Regions from separate parts of the Homo sapiens genome. Here all the other regions are linked to region 3. A link is a loop called in an ENCODE intact Hi-C map of the cell type or tissue named here. Cell type or tissue: HCT116. All regions are shown on one strand.

What was found. Peaks named below come from ENCODE experiments on the same cell type or tissue, not always from the same donor. Only the 100,000 strongest peaks of a DNase experiment are listed, where the experiment ranks them.
Region 1: a loop joins it to region 3, with 10 times the contacts of the local background. A loop is called at or near these places in 7 of 110 quality-filtered maps.
Region 2: it touches region 3 in a loop (9-fold over the local background); 6 of 110 quality-filtered maps call a loop at or near these places.

What each region holds. Positions count from the first base shown.
Region 1 is chr3:64,530,618-64,538,617 of GRCh38, forward strand. ADAMTS9 (ADAM metallopeptidase with thrombospondin type 1 motif 9) reads right to left here. Exons shown (of 40, transcript NM_182920.2): 38 at 2,549-2,653. Among named protein-coding and RNA genes, the nearest start is that of ADAMTS9-AS1, 27 kb to the right of the region's middle. In HCT116, CTCF peaks have their summits at 19 (motif pointing right) and 3,189 (motif pointing right); DNase peaks (open chromatin) are centred at 54 and 3,204; H3K27me3 peaks cover 3,527 bases.
Region 2 is chr3:65,338,874-65,346,873 of GRCh38, forward strand. No RefSeq gene overlaps it. Among named protein-coding and RNA genes, the nearest start is that of LINC02040, 170 kb to the left of the region's middle. In HCT116, CTCF peaks have their summits at 3,399 (motif pointing right) and 3,617; DNase peaks (open chromatin) are centred at 3,408 and 3,689; H3K27me3 peaks cover 624 bases.
Region 3 is chr3:66,193,030-66,201,029 of GRCh38, forward strand. LOC107986095 (a long non-coding RNA gene) reads right to left here and starts at 2,466. Exons shown (of 3, transcript XR_007095953.1): 1 at 2,210-2,466. It also overlaps a transcript of SLC25A26 not described here. In HCT116, CTCF peaks have their summits at 2,612 (motif pointing left), 3,818 and 4,026; a DNase peak (open chromatin) is centred at 2,542; H3K4me3 peaks cover 737 bases.

The sequences.
Region 1 (8,000 bases), 1.7 Mb before region 3:
CCAGTGTAGTGATCATTCTTTCCATAAGGTGGCGCTCCTGGCTTTAATTATTTTTAGTTTCTGGCTGAAACGGTAGTAACTATCTAACGAATAAAATTATAATTTAGGTTACAGTTTATCTACATGGGTTTCCTACAATCACATTTTTATTTATTTATTTACTTATTTTTTTAACAGAGCCTCACTCTATCACCCAGGCTGCAGTGCAGTGGCACTAGACAGGCAAATTTTTTGGTTCTGGGTCACTGAAACATACAGTGTATTTCAAAACATCATGTTGTACACGATAAAAATATACGATTTTTATTTGTCAAGAGAAAAGAAACATAATGTATAGATTTTGGAGGGAAGGAATGGGGAAAGAACATTATAATTTCGGGGCACATTCTAAAGCTCATGCACTCTCTCTCAGCTATCTTTATTCCTTTCAGTGCAAGGAAAAATATTTAATGACTAATTTACAAGTAATCAATATGACTATTTAGTTAATCGGATTTGAGGACATTGATTGGCTGAGATGGAGAAGAGAGAGAGTGAGATAGCTTTTTTTCACAGACACAAACTTAATCATGGCAGCTAGAAAAAGAGATCAGGAAACAGATTTTCCTGGAATGTCCCAATTGGACGTTTCTCCTCTTTCTCAGGTGAGGGAGGCAGGTTGAGCTGCTTTTTTATAGTCTTATTTTGATTAGGTAGAAGTATTTGCAATAGGGTTTTCAGATTTAGAAAATAAAAATACAGGATGCTTGGTTAAGTATGAATTTCAGATAAACAACATATACATGTTTAGTATAACTATGTCCCATGTAGTGATAACAGTACACTTATTGTAAACAGTGTTCATTGTGTACTTAAAAAAAAAAAAAAAGAGATGGTGTCTCACTTTGCAGCCCAGCCTGGAGTGCAGTCGCGCAATCATGGCTCACTGCCCTCTTGACATCCTGGGCTCAAGGGATCCTCCCACCTCAACCTCCAAGTAGCTGGGACTACAGGCATGCACCACCATGCCCAGCTAATTTTTAAAGTTTTTGCAAAACCAGGGTCTCACCACCTTGCCCAGGCTGGTCTCGAACTCTTAGGATCAGGCGATCCTCACTGTGTATTTGAAATTCTAATTTAACTGGGTGTCCTGTATTTTATCTGGCCGTTCTGCCTTGTAATAAAACCCTACTTTCCCAGCTCTCTTCTTTGTCTTCCCCTATTTCTGAGGCAACCCCAGGCAGGGCTCCTGGCTGAGATGGGACGGGAGAAATGGGCCATGCCTGGGTAAACTTAGACATTTTTCCACGAGCCGGGTTTCTGCCCCACGTTCTCAGGACTTCAGAGGGAAGGCTGTAAGTGGCAGCGGTTTCTGACCTGGCTGTACATTTGAATCATTTGGGGAGCTTTAAATTCTACTCCTGCCAGGTCCCCCCACCCTTAGAGATTCCGATTCAGCTCATCTGTGTGGGAAGGACCTGGGCAGGTGCATTTAAAAATTCCTCAGGTGATTCTACTATACACCCACGGTGAGAAACAGTACACAGTCGACACGCTCCTCAGTTTACAATGGGGTTATGTCTCAATAAACACATCGCAAGTTGGAAATATCATTAAGTCAAGAATGCATTTAATATATCTAACTTTCTGAACATCACAGCCTAGGCTAGCCTACCTTAAATGTATTCAGAACACTTGCATTAGCCTATAGCAGGGCAAAATCATCTAACACAAAGCCTATTTTATAATAAAGTGTTGAATATTTTGTGTAATTGATTGAATACTGTACTTAGTGAAAAACAGAACGGCTGTATCGGTACCTGAAGTAGGGTTTCTACCGAGCGTGTTCTGCTTTTGAACCATGGTGAAGTTGAAAAATCAAGTGGAACCGTCGTAAGTCAGGGACCATCTGCACAGCACAGTGTTTCTCAAGCTGTACTGTGCCCATCACCACCTGAGACACTGTTCAGCTGTAGACTCTGACTCACTAGGGTCTGGGACCCAGAACCTGCATTTCCAACGGGCCCCCAGGTGACACTGATGCACTGCGTAGACCACACCTTAACCACCCAGATTTTAGAGGGTGAAAAACTTATTATTGTAGACCCTGTGTATCTCTAATTCTCCAGATATATCGCTTAATAAGTTATCTGTCTTCTAGCTCCATCTGTATTTCAATTTTTCTAAATAAAAAGAAGAGGTCATTTCCCCTCGGTTCATAGAACGAACCGCAAGCTGGCTAACTGAAAGATATCTGAGCCACACTCTCGACAGAGGCTTCTTCCTGCTTTTACCTCCCTGGTTAGGTGGTTTTTCTAATTACTTGGATGGTTCATATGTTCACCTCTCGAGGAAGAATTCACCAGAAGTGAACAAGGCTCTCACACTTTAATCACGTGTAAACACTGCACCCTAGGTTTATTTCCTAAATGGTCTTCCTGACACTACAAAATGGCTTAAGTGGGAAAGCACATTCGTTTGCTCCTTCAGCACCACTACCACAGTAATAAAGACAAGAACGAAAGAAAGAAATAAAAATTCATCTCCCAACCCATCTGTAGAACCTTACCGGCGACTTCTTGATGTCAGAGACAGCATAATTCCCTTGTGATATCCATCTGGCAGATTCAGTTAAAGACAAGCCGGTTCCATAAAGGTTGATGCTAAAACGACCCTGGAAAACACGACCAACAAAAGAGATTTTCAGTCCATGTGATGTCCTCAAAAAAGCAAAGGCAAAGGTGATACAATAAAAGGTACTTTGGAAAAGAGAAGGATGTTGATTAATTGTGATAGCTACTAATTATTGATAGTATTTAGTTTTGTTTGTTCAGGGCCAGCCATTCTTCATGCATCATGTTAGTCATCCTCGAAAGAGCTCTACGAAGGAGGTTTTCTTTACAGATAGGGAAACTGAGGCTTAGCGGAAGTGATTAACTTCTCCAGGATACGGTAGGAGTCCAACTCACATCCTCCTGACTTCAAAGTCCTTGCTCCATTCGGCCTCCCTAACACAGCAGTCCTGATGTTGCTCACAATTATCAGATTCCTTCAGGAACAAAATGTCACAGTGTAATTTTTCTAACAAGATCTTGGTGCCAAGCTTCCTGGGCTTCCAGCTCCCTGGGGCGATTAGCACACCGCGTACTAAGCACAGCAGGGCGGGACTTCAAAGAAGAGGCGCTTTCCCCAGGACGGTCAGCAGAGGGCAGGGTTGGCCTGCTCAAGACCACCTGGGCCTGGAGGATGCGGCTTTCAGGCTCCGGTAAGGGAGATCTCCCAAACCCCTCCCCTCCGAGGGTGCCTTTCAGAACATGGCCTCTGGTGCCTCAATATTGATTTCTAAAGAGACGGTGCAGCAGAAAGACCCTCTCGCTGCTTTCTCCAATTGTCTCTCTCACTCTCTCTTTCAAAAATGACTCGCAAAGGCATCTGAAATACTTTCTTCTTGAGGCTTCCTACTCCACAATGAGCAGTTTCAGAGCTAAAAATATTCCACATGAACACTCCTGATTGCTTTCTCTCTGAAACTGACAAACCAGCACTTTGTCAAAACAGTCTTTTATAAACAAGAAGAGAGGCAAGGAGGAGCTCACAGCTGATCAGACCCGCGTGTAAGAAAAATTCTTTCACCTGTGATTGGATCCTGGCCAGATCTTTTCTCACCTCTTGGAACCTCAGTTTATTCATCTGTAAAATGGAAAGCACTAAAACTCTCTTCCCTCTGAGCACCGTACAGAGGACTAAAAGAAATCAGCTATGGCTGGCGCTTAGTAGATATGCAAAAAGATGGTATCTGTCTTACATTTTCTAATTGTTTTGTAAGTGTTCGTGTGATCTCTTCAATGTAACAGTAAGCTTATTGAGAGCAGGGCCTTACTATTGCTTTGTTTATTGAATCAGCTATGGTTTGTAACATACGACTAGCCACTTAAATATTATATCCCAGCTCCTCAATTAAGATTTCCAGGACTAAGTGTAGCTTAGAGGTCTCTCAATGCCAGTTCCATAAATATTGACTAACAAAAGTTTATAAACACTTCTGGAGTGCTAGATTCCACAAGATAGAGGTGACCAGAGGACTTAGTTTGGACTAAATCAGTGGTTCTCAACAGGGCACGATTTTGACCCCAGGGGAAATCTGGCAATGTCTGGAAACATTTTTGTTTGTCACAACTGTGGGGGGGCAGGGAATGGTGCTGCTGTTGGCATCTGGCGGGTAGAGACCAAGGATGCTGCTGCGATGCACAGGACAGCCCACAATAGAGAATTCTCCAGCCCGAAAAGTGCTGAGGCTGATTGAAAACCTGGTACAAAGGGTAGATTTACCCTAGAATCTTGCTCCCTTCTTTACTTTCAGCATGACCTCAGGCAAGGAGATCATCTGTAAAATGGATTAGTAAGACTTAACCTGTGAATAGGAGGTGATTAGACAGAAGGCACAATGCACGTCACGCATTACCTGGCAGACAGTAGGTAATATTTAAAAAATATTTTTGGGCTGAGTGTGGTGGCTCACACCTGTAATCCTAGTACTTTGGGAGGCTGAGGCAGGTGGATCACCTGAGGCTGAGAGTTCAAGACCAGCCTGGCCCAACGTGGTGAAACCCCATCTCTTCTAAGAATACAAAAATTAGCTGGGCATGGTGGTGTGTGCCTGTAATCCCAGATGCTCGGGAGACTGAGGCAGGAGAATAGCTTGAAGGCAGGAAGTGTAGGTTGCAGTGAGCCCAGATTGTGCCACTGCACTCCAGCCTGGGCAACAGAGTGAGATTCCATCTCACATATATATACATATGACATTTTTATGACAATATGCTACAGAGGTTCATGGTTCTTATGTGGCATGGCTGCCATGCTCAGGTGTTTTTGATTGTAGCTGCACTGAAGCCCCCTCAGACACCGGATTCTGTATGTTGCATTATTCCATTGGCCATTTTCTTTTCTTTTCTTTTCTTTTTTTTTTTTTTTTTTTGAGACAAGGTCTCACTCTGTCACCTAGGCTGGAGTGCAGTCGCATAATTTTGGCTCACTGCAACCTCTGCCTCCCGGGTTCAAATGATTCTCCTACCTCAGCCTTCTGAGTAGCTGGGACTACAGGTGTGCACCACCACGCCCAGCTAATTTTTATTTTGGTAGAGATGGAGTTTCACCATGTTGGCCAGGCTGGTCTTGACCTCAAGTGATCCACCTCCCTCAGCCTCCCAAAGTGCTGGGATTACAGGCATGACCCACCGCACCTGCCACCCCCTCCCCCCAAAATTTTCTTATCTTACTATCATTCCTGCCCCCAGGAGTGGGTCCACATAACTCAAAGTGCCCAGGCCATCCTAGTGCCAAGAATGTCCCTCTTTTCTCCCTCCATTCTGCTTTCCACTCAGACTGCCTGTCCCACCTGCACTGCAAGAGAAAGGAGACTTGATCTGCTTTGGCACTGAAGTTTTCCGGAGGTCCAGGCGGCTGACCCAGCTTCTTTCTGGACAATGCCCCCAGCCGACCTGGGCGTCCAGTGTCTGAACATGCTCAATATATACGTCTACTAAGTCTGCCTTCCCAGAGGGGTTGATGAACCCAGATGCAACAGGAGATCATCCTCCTCATTCTCCTTCTGCCCTTTCCAGTTTAGGGATCTGCATTTCAGCAAATGTCCTAGCTGATTGTTAGCACTCTGAAAGTTGAGTTCCACCAGAGAAGTAAAGACCTAATGTTCTTTCTGGCTCTGCTCTGGGACATCTTTGCCCTTAAAGGCCTTATCTTCAAGGTCTAAAGGGCACATGAGTTGTAAATACCACCTTCTGTTGCCTATTCTAAAGAAGAGTGATTGAGAGTTATACGTTTACTAGTTGGTCCGTAAAGGTTTGCAAAAGATGTGCTTAGACCAAAGGATAATCCTGTTTTCTGTTGTACAGGAGCAAATGTTGCAGAAATCTTGCCTGAAAACAGAATCAAAAAGACATGTCTACTATCATGGATATGAATTCAGACACACTTAGGTTCAAATCCAGACTCTACTGAGCGGCAGCTGTGTAGGTTTGGGCAAATCCTCCCAATTTCTACTCCTTACCCTCCTCCTCTTTAAAAAGGAGGCATTTTCATAGAATACTGTGGTGATTTAAATGCTACATTGAGTAGACAATACTGAGTACAGTGACTAAAGCAAAGACGCATAATAAATGCTAGCTATTAATACCATCAATAATAATAGTGTCACATCTACTGTCATCAGGATAAAAAATATTCTGGTTATGTTTCAAGATGAGGGCTGTCGGGGAATCCACTCTTATTAATAAATACATCCACAAAGCAATAGTGGTCAATGAGGTAAAAGAAAGAAATTCTCAAACACAACATCATTCTGCTTTGATTTCTGTGCAATCACTAGGTCAAAGGCTGAACCACCTACTCCGAAGCAGTCTCCACAATCACGCTTTCTACAAACCTTTTCCTGGAAAACTGATTTGAAAAACTCACATCTTGCATCAGTGTAGCTGGTGCTCAATATGTGTCTAAGGAATTGAATTCTTAAAGTACCCAATATGGTTTGAAGAATGAGCTGGGAAAAAATACAAATTAGCCTCTCTCAAGCTTTGGGTTTTCTCATTTAGGAATTGCTTCATTGTCAGGATTTAGCAAATCAATCAGTTCATTTGTCTCTGAATTATTAAAATAAATGAATGCAAGTTACTTTTCATTTACTTAAGCTTCCCAAAGGATGTGCATATAGAAACAAGAAAATCCTGAGACATTTGAAAAAGGCAGGACAGGGCCAATCTGTTAGCCACTAAAATGCAACAGATACCAATGGGGTTTTTGAAGCCATCAATTGCCCTAAAAAAAACTGTACTTCAAAAGTTTTTGATTCCTGGGTAATGGAAGAAAGGCTCTTTTTACCATTATGTCCTTTGTTTATTTTCCTTCTCTCCTGAGAGCTTCCTCTCCACTTCTCTAAAACGTTTAGCAATGCTCTTCTAAAGCTTGAGGCCGAAAAAACGCCTCGTTAAAACAACGTTCAGATGTGTTTGTCTTCGGACGTTCTCTGTAGTTGGGGGTAAATCCATCCTATGGAGACAGGGCTTGGGATTCTGAACGCGTCACAGAATCCCAGTCTTCAGACTTTTGAAGGTTCACAGGCAAAGTAAGAAACTCTTGACAGAGTTTAACAACAGCTTTGTGAAGACCTCCTTTAAACCTAAGAGAAAACTGGCCAAGTTCTCCTGCCCAGAATCACTGAGTTCATTATGTTTGTCCTGCCTTCCAAGGGCAGAAGCTTCTTGTAAAGACTAACGTCTGCTTTGCAAAATTAGCCCGAGCTGATTATGACAAAATGTTTCAAAAGACAAGCTAAAACTTGCCACGCCTCTCTCAGGCAAGAAAGTGTAGAACCACAGAATGGGCAGAAAGATTGCTGCTGAGTGGCTCCGCTGAAAAGCCATCCAACAGAAGATGATGAATTTGCACTTCTGGTCCGAACACTGCAGACGTTGTAGAACTGAAGTAGGGGTAACAGGTTGAGTCAATGACATCCACAGAGCCGCAAGCCTTGGTCCCGGAGGACTTCTAGAATATATTATTATCTCATGGATATTCGTTAACCTGTCATCCTCTCTAATAGGCTACAGATTTCTCAAGGGATGAATGTTTGTGAGTCTCCAGTAAAAAGGATGGTGCCTGGCACAAAGTGAGCACTTGAGAAAGGTCAGCTGTTTTGTTGCTAAGACTATTCTAGAGCCATTTCTGACTACCATTCAGGAACCAAAGGAAACCCAGATAAGTCTTGAAAATTTTGAGATCTCCCCGTCCAACTTTTATTTATTTTTTTAAAAATTGGTTTCATGCTTACTCTGAAAAATTTAGGAAACCCGGCAAAGTTAAACATTAAATTAAAAAAAAAAAAACCTTACCAATGCACCCAACTAATATTTTGAAAAAGTCCTTCCAGACTTTTTCTGTTTATACATTAAAAGAAAATACAGATGGGATCATACTGCATGTAGTGTTTTGCATCTTGTTTTTTCTGTCTA
Region 2 (8,000 bases), 850 kb before region 3:
AAAGGTTCAGGACAAAAAGAATTGAATACAGAGAAGCCCTTAACTGGGGTCATCAGTGGAGCCAATCTACCACCATGACCACTCCAACACCAGCTCATTACTGGCATGCTTTCAGGATAGGAATACCACTTAAGCAGGGGGAGGGTGGGAGAATTAACTGATTGACGGATTCTTTGAAAACCTATGTTCTAATACATTAGATTTTTAGGATAGCTGAAAGATGGCATTGCTCATTTTCCCATATTTAACCATGCTTAAGAGAAGTGCTTTATAATTTTAAGGATGATTGCCATAGGATATGCCTACGTCGCAATGTTGGGTCTTAACAGAGATATCTTAAGAAGCCAAATGGCACCAAAATACTCCAGTTGTACGGTCAAATTAAAGGAAGAAAAAACAAAAAACAAAAGCCTGTCAGGAAACAAAAACACAATGCACTGTGCTCCCCACCTTCCTCCAGACAGCCCCCCTTGGGCATTGGATGCTTATTGTTGGCCACCTCAGTAGTCTGGACAAAAATCTTCCAGCAGGAAATCACATCAAAGCTGTCTCATTTCTTTTGTAGAAAGCTCCATGGAAACATTATTTATTAGAACCCCTTGGCTGCAAGTAACAGAAACCAACTTGAGCTAGCTAAAGTGCTTAAAGGAGGAAGAAAATAAAAACACATCACAGGGATACAGGTTGTCTCTCAGAAGCCATGGACAAAGATGCGGCTGAGCTTTAGGAAGGGGCTGGAAAGCAGCCAGGGACCAAGAGAGTACTTTCCTCCTCTCATCTCTGCCTCCTTTATTTCTCTCTCTGCAAACTGGCTTTAGCCTATGTAGTGATAACTATGTGATGGAAAATGGCTGTCTCATTGTTCCTAGGTTTTATTTTTCTCAGCTGGGATTGAGCTAAACTGTCTTAAGTCCTAACTCCATATCCCTGAGAGATCGGACTTTATTTGCCCAGCTTAGCAAATAAAGTCCACTCTGGTTCAATCATCTATAGCCAGGGTCAGAGACAACAAACAAGGTTCCCAGGACCCCTCCTTTGTGGGTGAAACAGGCACTTAAGGGGTTGTTGGGAGTCACATAAGTATACGTCAAAAGAGCTTATGATAGGAATTCTCTCCAGTTTTAGGAAGAGATTTCAATAAGAAGGAGGAAAAGAGGTCAACCCTGTGATGTCATCAAGTCATGTATTCAAACTCTCTTGATTCCGCACAGCCCTTCAATTTTGTATGTTCTCCCACTCATCAGGGGCATTTATGAGGATGATCTAACACACTGAGAAGATTACTAACAGTTTACCAGTGTCTTAGTTTGGGGGCCCTAAGCAGAAGGCTCCGAGTCAGAGATTCGAGGGCAAATTGCTTATTTGGGAGGTGAACCCAGTAAATGCCAATATGGGAAGAATAGAAGGAGCCAATGAACAGTATTAACAAGCAAATCATCCCTGTGGGCAACTGCGCTTAATCCTGCTGGGGAACTCTGAGAACAGTGTGGATTATCCACCCAAGGTCTGTCGATCATGGGTTGAGGGCTGCTGGTCACTGCCAGCCTGCTTGCCTGCATGAGGAGAGCTGGCTCCACCAGCCAGAGAAAGCTCACAGGCAGTGAGGCTCAGAACCTGGCCATGGGATGGAGGTCCAGTCGGTGTATTCTGAAACAGTTGCTGGCCATACCAGCAAGGGGAGTGGGTGTAACAAAATAGGGAAGGCGTACATAGGTACATAGGTGACAAGATCTTACCTGCTTAAAAAGGCCCACACGAGGAAGAGGCAAGTGTAGAAGCAGTGAGACCGACCAGAAAGCTCTGTCATGAGTCCAGGCGCAAGACGCCAAAGTCTTGAAAGAGCATTAGTGGGGAGAAAGGAGCGAGCTGGTGGGCAGCTGGGAAGAGTTATAAGGAAGGAAGTGTTCACAGGAATTACTAATAGATCAGAAAGTGAAAAGGATGACTCCAAGGTGGATTTGGTTTTGTTGGTTTTTATTTTGTCCTCTCTGGCCTTGAATGAGCAGAATTTTGTGAGGTAGTCCAGGCCAATTAGAAGCCAGGATGCAGGAAAGGGCCAGGCCATGCTCTAGGACTGGAGGCCTGGATCTGGGGTGAGTTGGGGTCTGATTCTGCGAGGCACATGCTGCCCTGTCTTTCAGCAATCAGTGGCCATCAGAAGCTTTTATGGGGGAAGGGTGCCATGATCAGATGTGTTTTAAAAGGTTATTTTGGCCAATCATGAAAATTGGATTGTTAGAGGAAAGTGTAGAGGCAAAGGGATCCAGGTACAAAGTTAACATAATCCCGAAAGAATGAGATGGGAGAGGAGGGTAGACTTACAGCAATGACATTGGCATTGATGCAGAGGGATGGTCAAAAGAGTAGGTGATTGATTGTATGTGAGGTAAGTGAGAAAGAAATGGGTTAAAGAAGGCTCTGAGGTTCACCACTGGGTTGATAGGGAGGATGGTAAAGCTTTTCCCTGAGCTACCGGGCACAGGCAGAGAGGCAATTCCAAGAGAAGTCATTTTCTCTTTGGGAGGGCTGCCAGATACAATGCAGGAGGCCCAGTTGCATTTGAGTTTCAGATAAACAACAAATCATTTTTTAGGGTAAGTATGCCCCCATGAAATAATTAGGATATACTTACCCTAAAAGTATTTCTCCTATTTCCATGTATTAGATCAGTGTTCCTAAACTTTGCTGCAGATTAGAATCACCTGGGGAAGATTTTAAACTTCCAGACTGCACCATGCAGTACTTGGGACATACCCTCAAAAATGATTTGTTTATCTGAAATTCAAATGTAACAGAGCCTTCTGTATTTTTAATCACTAAATCTGACAACCATACTCTTTGGATGTGCTGAGTTTAAAGTGTCTGTGGGACAGAGTAAGCAGGTGCAGATATAGGTCTTGCATTGAACGAAGAGGTCTGGGCTAGAAGTGCACACCTGAGAGTCACATATAGTAGATTATTCAGCCTCTGGTTTGCACACCTGATTGCACTTTGGAATCACCAGGAAAGATATGCGGAAAAAACAAAACTACTGATGATCAGAGATTCTCCGTTAATTAGTCTATGGTGCAGTCTGGAAGTTTGAAAGCTCCCCCATGTGATTCTAATATGCAGCAAAGTTTAGAACCACTGATCTAAGCAATGGAAATAGATGAAATCACCAAAATGGAAACGAATGCCCAAGAGGGATTCCTGGGGAGCCATCAGTGCATAAAGCGGGCAGAGGGACCAGGAGAAAACAAAGGGAGGGTACGCATCACAGGGGGAGGAAGGAAACATCAAAGCCAAGGGGAGAGAATCCAGGAGGCAGTGGTCCCCTGTGTCCAGGGCTGCAGAAAGGGAAGAGAAGAAAGGTAGCACTAGACTTGTCTATTAGGACAGGTGGCCTTGGTGGCTGAGGGCCACCAGGGGGCGATGTGGAAGCCAAATTGCAGGGGGTGAGGCGTGTATGAGCGGTGAGCGAGGCGATGCACCAGCTAACTTGGTATTCATAAGCAAACCCTTTTACTCCTCTTTTTCCGTATCTGAAAAGCAAAGAAGATGCCACCTTCCCTACTAGACTACCAAGAGGACGAAAGTCAGATGAAAAACAAGGTGCTGTGAAATTTCTTTTAGCTTGAGGTTCCGGAAAGAATACAACACCGACTTTAGAACAAGCACTCCCACCATCATCACCTCCCAGGTCAGTGACCATGGTCTTGATAGCAGTCTCTGAACCTCAGTTATCACAACTGTAAACAGGAGGTAATCGTACCTATCTTAATAGGTGTTCTGAGGAATAGATGGAGTCCCAGGACAGTGCCTGGCACATTGGAGGTGTTTTTGGCTTCAATTTTTGTTTTTTTTCAAACTGCAAAGGGCTGTGCAAATACCAGATGATGATGATAACAATGATGATGGTTATAAAGGAAGAAGGAGGCAAACTCTAGAGGAGTTAAAAGATAGAAGCCACACAGAAAATGAAGATTTCCTGGATGTAACCTGTGGTTTACTTGATAGAGTTTCAGCAGAGTCTCGTCATCACGCTTTCCTTTTCTGAAAAGGGCAGGGGCAGTAAGAAGGGAAAGAGGGGGAAGAGACAGAATGAATGAATAACTATGAGTGAGAGAATACACCATTTCTCTAATTTACCTGTTGGGGTTTCAGGGGTAACAACTTGAAGTCTTCCCTCACTACTAAGGGATATTAATTTCCCTTGGGGTGTTTTCCTCTTCATCTCACCATTAAAAGAACCTGAAAATAGCTATCACAAATGAGGTTTGCATTTTTCCACTGCTGACCATGACTGCTTATTCCAATATCCTTCCTCCCGCCGAACTGCTCAGGTATGTGAGACGGCAGGCAGGATCAAAGCCACTACTCGGGTTAAAAATTGCCTAATTTGCCGAATTATAATAGAACTCAGAGTGGACTTCCTGTCTTCAAAGCACCTTACAAAAGTTAACTAATTAATCGTCATAACACCTTGTGAGGTGTGCATTATTATTACATTCAAGGTGAAGCTTTAGTTAGTGGCTGAAATTTAAATAAGGCCACTTGATAGAAGTAACCCAACTGAAAATGTAACCAAACATAGAATGGCTTTGGATTTCACAAACTGCTCTCCAAGAATCCTGTATGTTATGACTAAGCAATTGAAGACTGCCTCAGCAGCCATTGGAAACATAGAAAAGGAAATCGTTTACTGAGATACCCGCTGTTTCAAAGAAGCATTCAAATCAGCAATTTCGGAGGGATGCAGACTTACCTAAAATTACATGTTCTGCAAAATTAAGATGTCAACGTTCTTTGAAATTATTCTCCCAATTGCAAGGCCCCAGCAAATCTTTATCATTTGGCTTAGAGCAGAGTTTCTCAACCTGGGCACTGTTGACACCTGGGGCTTCATATGGTTTGGCTCTGTGAGCCCAGGCAGATCTCACCTTGAATTGTAATAATACCCATGTGTCAAGTGTGGGACCTCGTGGAGATAACTGAATCATGGGGATGGTTTTTCCCATGCTTTTCTAGTGAGATCTGATGATTTCATAAGGGGCTTCCTCCTCTGCTCGGCTCTCATTCTTTCTCTCCTGCCACCCCGTGAGGAGGTGCCTTCCAACGTGATCATAAGTTTCCTGAGGCCTCCCCAGCCATGTGGAACTGTGAGTCAACTAAACCACTTTTCTTTATAAATTACCCAGTCTCAGGTATTTCTTCATAGCAGCATGAGAACAGACTGATACAGAGCTGGATCATTCCTCATTATGGGAGGCTTTCCTGTGCATTGTAGGGTGTTTAACAACATCCCTGGCCTCTACCTACTGTATGCCAGTAGCCCACCAACCTCTTCCCCAAGTTGTGACAATGAAAATGTCCGCAGATATTGCTAACTGTACCCTGGAGGCAAAATTGCCCCTGAGAACTACTACCTTAGACAAGAGGTCAGAGTATTTCTCTCCAGTATTGCACATATCCAGAGAGCCCCTGTAGATTTAAAAAAAAAATGTTTTTGTCTTCCCTGAGCCATTACTCTGATCCAAATGAACAAAGAATTTCAGATTTTCCCATGACATGAGGGGACGTGGGTGAGCCAGCACAGAGGGTCCTTAAAGATGCACAAAATGGTAAATGCTGAATTTTGGTAACTGGGTGCTACTCACCCAGACAACTCAGTCTGCATAGCGACTGGAAAGAGAGCTGGAGGTGTCTGCCTGGGGCCCAGAACTTTTTAAATCCTCCCAGGCTTCCCACTGGCAATGCTAATTTTCAAGGAAGGCTTGCATCCCACACAGGACATTTCTGGCCTTGCCTGCCTCCTCCAACTTTGCATCCTCAAATGCCAAATTCTCCCACTTTGTAGCTTAGCAGGCAGAGAAGCAGCTGAAAACCCTGCGGGCTATTGAGAATGAGTAATTGGATATCAGCCTTAAAAATAATCAATCCCTTCCCCCCGCATCCCTTCCCATCTCCATTTCCTCTCTTGCCTCCCCCTACCCTCAGAGGTAAAGGAAATCTTAATCACTTTTAGACCAAGGAGGCAAAATCATACTATATTAAGCTTTTTAAGAAAAAATGTAAAGGAATTTATCCCATGGCAGACAAAGTACAAAGTATTAAAGTATAGGAGATACATACATCTGCTATGTACTAAATTACCCCCAAAATTCATATGTTGCAACTCTAATCCCCAATGTGACTGTATTTGGAGATAGGGCCTTTAAAGGAGGCAGTTAAGGTTAAGTGAGGTCATACGGGTGGGGCCACAATGTGATAAGACTGGTGTCTTTATAAGAAGAGGAAGAGACCCCAGGGGTACGCACAAAGGGAAAAGGCCACCTAAGGACATAGTGAGAAGGTGCCCACCTGCAATTCAGCAAGTGGGCCCTCACCAGAAACCAACCCTGCCAACACCTTGATCTTGGACCTGCAGCCTCCAGAACTCTGAGAAAATCCATTTCTGTTGTTGAAGCCACACAGTTTGTGGTATTCTGGTATGGAAGCCCTAGCTGACTAATATGCTATAGAACACAGGTGACCCTCCATATCTGCAGATTCGACCAATCGTGGATCAAAAATATTTGAGAAAAAAAATTGTCTACTGAACATGTGCAGACCTTTTTCTTGCCATTATTCCCTAAATAATACAGTATAACTATTTACATAGCACTTATATTGTATTAGGTATTATAAGTAATTTAGAGATGATTTAAGGTATATGGGAGGATGTAGGTTATATGCAAATACTACACCATTTTGTATCAGGGACTTGAGCATCTTTAGATTTTAGTATCTGCAGAGGGTCCTGGAACCAGTCCCCCATGGAGACCAAGGGATGACTGTACAATTTAGCAGTTAAAAAAAAAAGGCATAGATTCAAAAGATGAATTAAGTGGGAGAAAATAACACCACTGAACAATAGGTACATTATTATGCACTTGTAATTTTAGAACCCCACAGACAAAAAACATACACACACACACACACACACATATGCTTTTGTGCATTAGCAGATATCCTGACATGTCTGGAAGGAGCGTTCCAATATGGCAACAGTGGTTAGCTCTGGGAAGAGACTGGAATTGAGGAAGGGAGTGGTTAAGAGTTTTTATCTTACACTATTTGGACTTTTTTAAAAAACCAAACTAACGTAGTATGCATTACTTGCATCGTAAAACAAAATATTAAGGGTTTTTCTGTTTTGGGTTTTTTTGTTTTTTTGGTCTCAACTGCTCTTCTTAGTCTTCTCAAAGCCTGAATCATGTTCTTGGTGACACCCACATCAGGCCCCTCCTGAAAGTAGCATAAAATCATAGAGAATATGGCATTCTTTCTGGTTTAAATTCTATAAATGGACCAGACCATTTCCCACTGTTTCAGTGTAACCATCAATGACATAGTGGGGGAGGGGCACGAAGAAAGAACAGTTTCCTCAAAATCCAAAATAAAGCTCATTAATAGGAACAAGGATTGAGACATTTTAATTATCCAGGCATGCGCCTGTGGAATTTCTCATCCATTTTAATGGAATCCAGGAAGGGAGAGGGAATACATTTTTAATAAAAATAAAGAGTGAAACAAAAACCAATCCAGACAAAATACACCAAAGTAACAAAAATAACCCCCATGAAATAGATTTCAAAAATAAAACTGAAATAAGTTGAGGGGAGAAAACATCATCAGCCAGACTCCTGGGGTGATTTCACAGGGCCCGTGACAGTGCACAACAATTTTGCACATCTAGCTACAGGAAATGGTTCCCGTGTTACAAGTTTCCAATAAGACCAGTTAAAAGAAAGCAACTGGAAACAAAGGTACTCCCAGCCCAAATGTGTTCTCTGGAACCCAATTGTTGGCCCTGGTAGGAAGAATAAATAAAATCTTTGCTTCTTTCTAAAAAGGAGAGGAGCACATCATTTTCCTTTCACATAGTTTGTGGTAATTCTAAGAGGTTTTAGGATGATCCACATGTTGAATGTGGGTTGTTCTCACTGCTTTTTATTTTAGCAATGGGGAGGGTCATT
Region 3 (8,000 bases):
CAAGGATTGCAGAGAGATACAGGTATGTATATATAGGATTTTCTGTTTGTATATTTTTAAAAGTTGTGTAGTTCACTCATATAATAAATTTAATATAATACATACTGCTTTATTTAGTATACTGACAATTATGCTTTAAAGCTATAGTTTAAAACTTTAAATTATTACCTATTTATATTTGTATGTCTTGATGCATACAAAAAGGGAATATATCCTTTACTACAATTTGTTATATAAATAATATACCAAAAGAATAAAATTAGAATTTAGGTCTTTTGCATGAGGTGACTTATTTTATGCCCAGGTCAACAGAGGTTCCTTTTTTTGTCAACAAATTGTTCTACTGCTTTTGTATTCTCTACAACTATCATCAGAGATTCCCTTGGATAACCTTGACCTAATTTTATTTGATCAAAGTTAAAATGCTATCATGGAGTGAAATTCACCCTTAAAACATAGACAACTTCCAGAAATTAAATCAGTTCAGATAACTAACATCATTGTCCTTATCTGGGCTTGGCAGCTCACAAATAAATAAATAAGCAATTATTTATGCTGATAGTAAATGTGTTTTGGGGGTAGTCCACAAATTCAGAATTGTTTAGAAACAGAGATGTTTCTAACCTTGAAAAAAAAAACTTACACCAATTAAATGACAAATTAAAGAACTTTTAGATGCTTTGCTATTACCTAAGAAAACAGCTATCATAAAAACACAGTCATTGAAAAGACAAGACCTAGAAACTCATGGTAATGCTTTGGCTGGCCCCTATGCTAAACAAACAATATTAACCTAGATAAACAGTCCTATCATCACACGGACAAGAAAAGTCTTGGAGAAATTCAGAGAGGCTGTTCCTAACTGTCAGAAACAAGTCTCTAATTCAATTTAGGATGATCATTAGATGATCACCAGGATGGTCAACTGAGCGTGCCTCAACACTTGAAAATGGAGCTTAACGAAAATTCTTCATGATGTAACCATAAAGGAACGATAAGTTGACAACAATATTAGACCAACACTGGTGGCTTAATTTTAGATGTAGCTGCCAAGGATGTGTTTGAAAATGTGTCTTATCTGCCAGTGACACATCCTGATAAACTGCCAAGGTGGGCTCATGGACAGGAATCAAAGCCTCTATGCCCCTTTAAATACCTCCAAATGGACTTCATACAAATACCTTTTACAATGAATTATAAATATGTTTTGCTCATTGTGTATTTATTCTCAGGGTGGACTGAAGTTTTTCCTTGCTGGAAAGCTATTCCATGCTGGGTTGGGGGTTGAAAGGGTTCAGGGGATGGCTTGGTTTTGTTTTCCCACCTGGGGAATTCCCATTTATCTCTCCAATGACAGAGGTGCTCATTTTACTAGAACTGCACTGAAGTACTTTTACACAGAAACTTCACTGTCCTTATCATCTGTAGTCCTCAAGATGAACAGAGAGAACGAATGGAATTTTATAACTAAAATTAGCAAAGCTCTCAAAACCTCTTAAACTCCCATGGCAGAAAGCATTACTATTAGCTTTCATATCTAAAATCAACCCTCTCTAGGGTCCTTATTCTGCAAGGATGAAAACTCTTTTTTTGAGACGGAGTTACGCTCTTGTCGCCCAGGCTGGAGTGCAATGGCACGATCTCGGCTCATCGCAACCTCCGCGCCCGTTCAAGTGATTCTCCTGAGTCAGCCTCCCGCATAGCTGGGATTACAGGCATGCGCCACCACGCCCAGCTAATTTTGTATTTTTAGTAGAGACGGGGTTTCTTCGTGTTGGCCAGGCTGGTCTCGGACTCCCGACCCCAGGTGATCCGCCCTCCTCGGCCTCCCAAAGTGCTGGGATTACAGGCGTGAGACACCGCGCCGGGCCCAAAACTTGCTTAAAGGAACGGGTGGTTGGACCCTGTGGTCTACCTGGGGTCCCCACCCAGCCACTCACCCACTCCTCCCCTTGGTGGGGAAGGGAGGGAGGTGAAACAGAGCTGTCTGCCCACCCCAATCCCACCTCCTTTACCAGTGACCCAGTCACGGATTTCAAGTTTAATGCACCCGGAATCCTGCAATTTAGTTCTTTTGGCATAAGTCACCTTCCCACTGCTCCCCAACGCATGCTCGCAATTATGCTGTACTGCCACTCTTGGCAAAGTTTTCAGAGAGTAGCCTCCGCCCCATACCCCCTACCCAGAATCTGCAGTGGGCAGGACTCACCGTTGCTAGGAAACACCCGCTGTAATCCCTTTGACCCTGTCCTGTGCTGATCTTTGGGGGAAAAGCCCCCTGCCCAACTATTGAGCATGCACAGACTATTCCAGGTGCAGCTGCTGCCAAATTGCTGTTCTCCAGGAACCCGCGGTAGGGAGCCATCCGCAGCCCCGGGAGTGCCTGCTGCAACGGCCTGACAAGGATTAGGGATTAACGGGGAGATCTGCTGCATCCTCTTCTTTCCTCAGTAGGAAGAACGACACAGGAGGCAGGGTTGGAGGCTCAGCTAAAAACCAGATTCCCACCACCTGTTCCTTCAAGCAAGTGCGCTTGCGCCGGGCAGGCCCTCGGGCTAGCGTCTGGCTGATGGGTGGTGCTGCCGAGCGAGGAGCGCACGCGCTCGGCGTCTCCATCTTCTGGTTGTGTGGTCCGTATTTTAGGGGTGTATTACAGTAGGTGCCGGCATTTTAAAATATGAACAAATAAAATTAGGTCAACACTATCCAAAGGAGTCTCAAAAGAATGGTTGAAGAATATGCAAAAAGCATTGAGAATTAACAGAATAATTTGGTGACAAAAGAAACCTCTATTGATCTGGGGATAAAAATATTTGGTAAATTTACATGGAAGACCTAAATTCTAATTATTCACTTGGCAAATTATTTATGTAACAAATTGTAGTAAAGGAACTATTGATATTGCTTGTCCGCCTTTTGGCTAAGATCAAGCGTAGGAGCTATTGATATACATTTATTTGTATGAATTTAGGCAGACACACGTGTACAAACATAAAAATAGGTTTCTGACTATTGAAAATACATTTATCCTCTGCATAGACTTTTATCTCTGCAATCTTTATACTCAGTTTAATCAATATCTACATTAATTACTATCTTTAAGTAAGTAATCAGTCTGTTTTTTTTCTCTAGACATAAGGAAAACCCAGGGGACAGAAAGTTTAAAACCATCCAACTTATTTGTTCATAAGAATTTATCTTCCAGTATTTTAAAATTTTGAAAAGGCAAAAACAAGGGATCCAGCCCTGGTCATGCTGACTTCGCAGCTTCTGTGCGTATCTATGCACTCAACTTGTCAGTGTCCTTGTGTCAAAGACCCCCTAGGCACATACCTGAGATGAATAAATTGGGCTTATTATGGCTTGCATTGGGGGAGAATGCACACCACTGGGAACTACAGGGTGTCTCAGTAAAAAGGCGTCAGAAAGTACCTGTTATAGAATGTAATCTTTTGTTGGGTGACTTGGGGAAGGGTCTAAGGAAGTGAGGGTTTTGCTCTAGATTTGGTATTGTTAGAAAGTGGAGCTAATTCTAGATTAGCTATTTTGTGGATATACAACACATTATTAAATAATAAAGTGTTTAACTATAGCCTTAAAATAGAATTTATCAGTATATTAAATAAAACAATCTATATCAAATTAAATTATTATGTGAATTAACTGCAATAACTTTAAAAAAACTAATAAGAAATCAATTAGAAACTCTTTCTGTAATTCTTATACCCTATATAATCAACCATCTACATTAATTATTATCTTGAATTAATCAGCCTTTTCTTTCTTTTTCTGTAGACATAAGAGACACCTAGAGGACAGAAAGTTAAAAACCATCTGGGTCATTTTTTAATAAGCATTATCTTATATTAATTAAAAGTTTTGAGAAGGCAAATACAAGCATATATGTATTATCATCCAAGGCATATTTTGTTAATTCACTGATAATTTAATAAATAAGGGTCAGTTAAAATATGGCTTATATGTGGTCTTTTGTATATTTTTTTATTTTAGTAAGAATGCGCCTTTGAAAGTAGTATGTTTTGCTGTCCTTATGTTTATGTCAGTTTACTCTAAAAAGCAATAAGAAGTTTCATTTGAGAGTAATGTGTAAGAAGGCTGAGCTGGTTTGCCCCAATATGAATTTTTTTCAATATTACTTCTGTTTGCCAACCTAAACTCAGATATATATATATACATTGTGTACCTGACCTTACACAATGAGTATCGGTCAGATTCAGGGTGAAGGTCAGTGTCAGAGTCTGTATGAGGATAGGCATCAGGGACATAGTGACGGATAAGTTCAGGGTAAGGGTGAGTGTCAAGGTTGGGTCATGGTGAAATTCAGAGTAAGTTTCAATATAAGGATCAGCATCAAGTGGAGTGTTACAATGAAAGGATCAGGATAAGTCTCAGGCTCAGCTTCAAGGTCAGATCAACATCAGGTGAGGGTCAGTATCAACATTAGAAAAGATCAGGGATGGGGTCAGGGTCAGGGTTAGGTTAAGGATAAGGATGAGGATTGAAATAATTGTCAGGCTAAGTAAGCAAGGGTCAAGGTCAATGTGAGAATAGGATGAGTGGTAATGTCAAATGCAGGGTGAACTTGAGTGTCTGGTTTAGAGAAAGAGTAGGAATTAGGGGTCAGAGGTGGGTGAGTTTGCGTGTCAGGTTCATGGTCAGAAGTAAAGTCAGTGTGAGGCTGAAGGTCAAGGTCAGAGTCAGGTGCAAGACAGGGTTATTGTGAGATGAGAGGGAGATTCTGAGTCAGTATATGTGTAAGGGTAAGGCTCACAGTTATAAAAATGGTGAATCTGACAATAAAATTCAGGGAGAAAATCAGGGTTAGATTCAGGGTAAAGTCAGCTCAGAGTCAGCATGAGGATCAGAGGAAGGGCCAAGGACAAGTGATGGTCATAGACAGGATCAGGGTCAGAGAGCATCAGGATAAGCATAAGGATAAGGTTAAGGGTGAGTGTATATGTCAGAGAAAGTGTCAGCTTGATAGTCAGGGTCAGCGTCAGGCTGACGGTCAAGGTCAGCCAGCATCATGGTGAAGGTCAGAGTGAAGGTTAGGGTCAGGAAAAGTCCAGAGTCAAGTGCAGGATTAGGGTCAGTGTAAGAGTATTATCTGGGTCAGAGTCAGCTTCAGGATCACTGTCTAGGTCAGGGTGTTTTCAGAACAGGATGATAATTGAGGTTCTGGGCACAGTCAGGGTCAAGTTGACCCCTCAAACTTAACCTGACACTCAGCCTGACACTGAGCCTGAAACTCATGTCTGTTAACATGACTCTTGCCCTAATGGTAGCTCTCATCCTCACCAAGACACTGCAGTTCATGAACGGAGTGAATGTCAGGGACATAGTGGTCATATGTCCATTTACTCTTGACCCTCATGTGCGTCTGACCTTCATAGTGACCCTCACTAGGACCTTGCCTTGACCTAGAATTTTGCCCTCATGCTGTCCATCCTGACCCTGCACCTGACCCTGATGCTCACCCACACCAAGACTCTATTCCCCACCATGACCCTGAGGCTGATCCCACCCACACCCTCTACATTACTCTCACCCAGACACTCACCCTCACCATGTCCCTGACACCTCACTTGACCTCAACCCACATCCTAACTCCGGCACTCACTGTGACACTCACCCTGACACTGAATCCGACCCGCATCTTCACCTTAACCTTAACCTGTCCTTTACCCTCATCTTTACCATCAGCCTAACCCTGATCCTCATCCTCACACTAACTCTTACCCTCACGTTCCCAGTGGCACACTTTGACCCTGACCCTTACCTTGACTCTCTTCTCACTCTGACCTTCACACGCGTTTTGACCCTGACCCATTCCCTGACTGATCTTGACCTTGATCTGTATCTTGACCCTCACCCTGACCCTGATCTTGACCTTGACCTGACTTGGCACTGACCCTCCATGTGACCCCAACCCTAACCATGGCCGTGACTCTGACCTTTGTTCTGAGATCTTGAGCCTGACCCTTACTCTGATCTTGATACTCATCCTCCCCCTTCTCATGATCCTTACCCTCAAATCTGACTCAAACCTGATGTCACCCTGACACTGTCTCTCATCCCCCAACCCTTGTACCTTACTTGACCCTGCCCTACCTCTGACCATCACCCTGACTTTGATCCTGATGCTGACTCTGACCCTGACACTACCCCTACCCTGAACCTGACTCTCACCCTACCTTTACCCTGACCATGACCTTGACTGTGATCTAAATCACACATGGACTCTTACCTCATGTTGACACTGAAACTGACTCTGACCCTCATCCTGACTTGGACTCTCACCCCTACCCTTCCCTGAACAATGACTCTTATCCTAAACCTCACTGTCACTCTCATGTTGACTATGATCCTAACCCTTATCCTGGCCCTGACACTGACTTTCAGCCTCCTTTGAACGTTGACTCTTACTTGTCCCCATTGACCATGACCCTGACAGTGACCTCAATCCTCAACCTGACCCTGTCCCTGGCACTGACAACTATACTAAAACTGACCCTGAAATGTACACTGGCCTTCATCTTGACTCTGACCTTAACCCTCTGATACTGATCCTGAATCTGTACCTGACCCTTCTTTACCTTCATTGTGACACTAAACCCTTCACTGGCCTCAACTTCATCCTGACCCTCATCATGAAATTGAAGCTTACTCTCACCATGATATTGATCCTGACCCCCAGCTGCACCCTGTCATGACCCTTTCCCTGACCCTCATCATGACCCTGAGTTGAATCTTACTTTTACCCTACACCTGACACCTGATCCTTATGCAGAGTTGATCCTAACCCTGACCAGAGCTGCATTGACTCTGATTGTGACCTTCAACTACACCCTAACCATGACATGCACCCTCATCACTAAGCTGAGTATGACCATGATCTATGCACACACATTCTAGTTTCATCTAGATCTTTTGTAACTTGCAATATGAAAATAATTTTCAGAATTATGGACATTTACCAACTTGCCTAAACTTTTGCTGCTTATTTTCAAATATACTGCTTTGATTCATGTTAATATGATCTATTACAATGAGGTAAAAAATATAAACAAATATATAGTGGCTATTACTACTCTTTTTTGTTACTTTGGCAAATTATCCCTATGGCAGTCGATGAATTAGAGGGCTAAAAATGTAAACTTTCCCAGGATTCCAAACTGATTCTAGCACCCTAAAAGGGCCTCCTGGCTGGCCAAGGAGACTGCTGTTGTGCTTGGCTGCACCTACTGCCTCTCGTCTTTACTACCTTTTCCCTGGCAGGTGCCGGGTGGGGTAAGCCAGCTGGCTGCACAATCCAGGCAGTGAAGAATGGTGGGTGGCACAGCATACAGACCACAAGGATGTGGTCACAGTTCTTGGCTCATGGCTCACAGCTATGGATCCAAGTGTCATGGCCATCACAATGGATCCTTTTAGCATCATTTTCTTAAATAAAAGGTATTACAAAGACTATACACTGGTTACTGCTTATTGTGGTTGCTCTGCCAATGGATCTCCATAGAGAATGACCATACACATATTAGCCATACCTTATAAGAGCAAAAGAGATAAATGATCAGGGTACTTTCATGGTCTCCCACAGAAGAAAGCTAGCAAGCAAACCTGTACTTATGTTTTCAGTAGCTATTTTCATAAAAGCTATTTTTAGCAATTGGAAAATTGGTTTTATAGGCCACAGAGTTATGTATCTTATAAAATAGAAATCAAAATCAGAAATTACTTACAGAGGTGGTATAAACCTTTGAGAGTTCATGTTGGATAAGGTTTTCATTGGTAACTGCTTCCCGAGAAAATGCCACTGAACTAAACAAGCAACTGACTAAGTGGGGGAAATATCCCTAAGATTACAGAGTACTCCCTATGTGCCAGACACAGCCCCAGGGTGCTGTGGCACAAAGGAGTTAGTCTAGTACCGTATAATCACTATGAGAAAAAGACTGATATTTCTGCATGCAGCAATT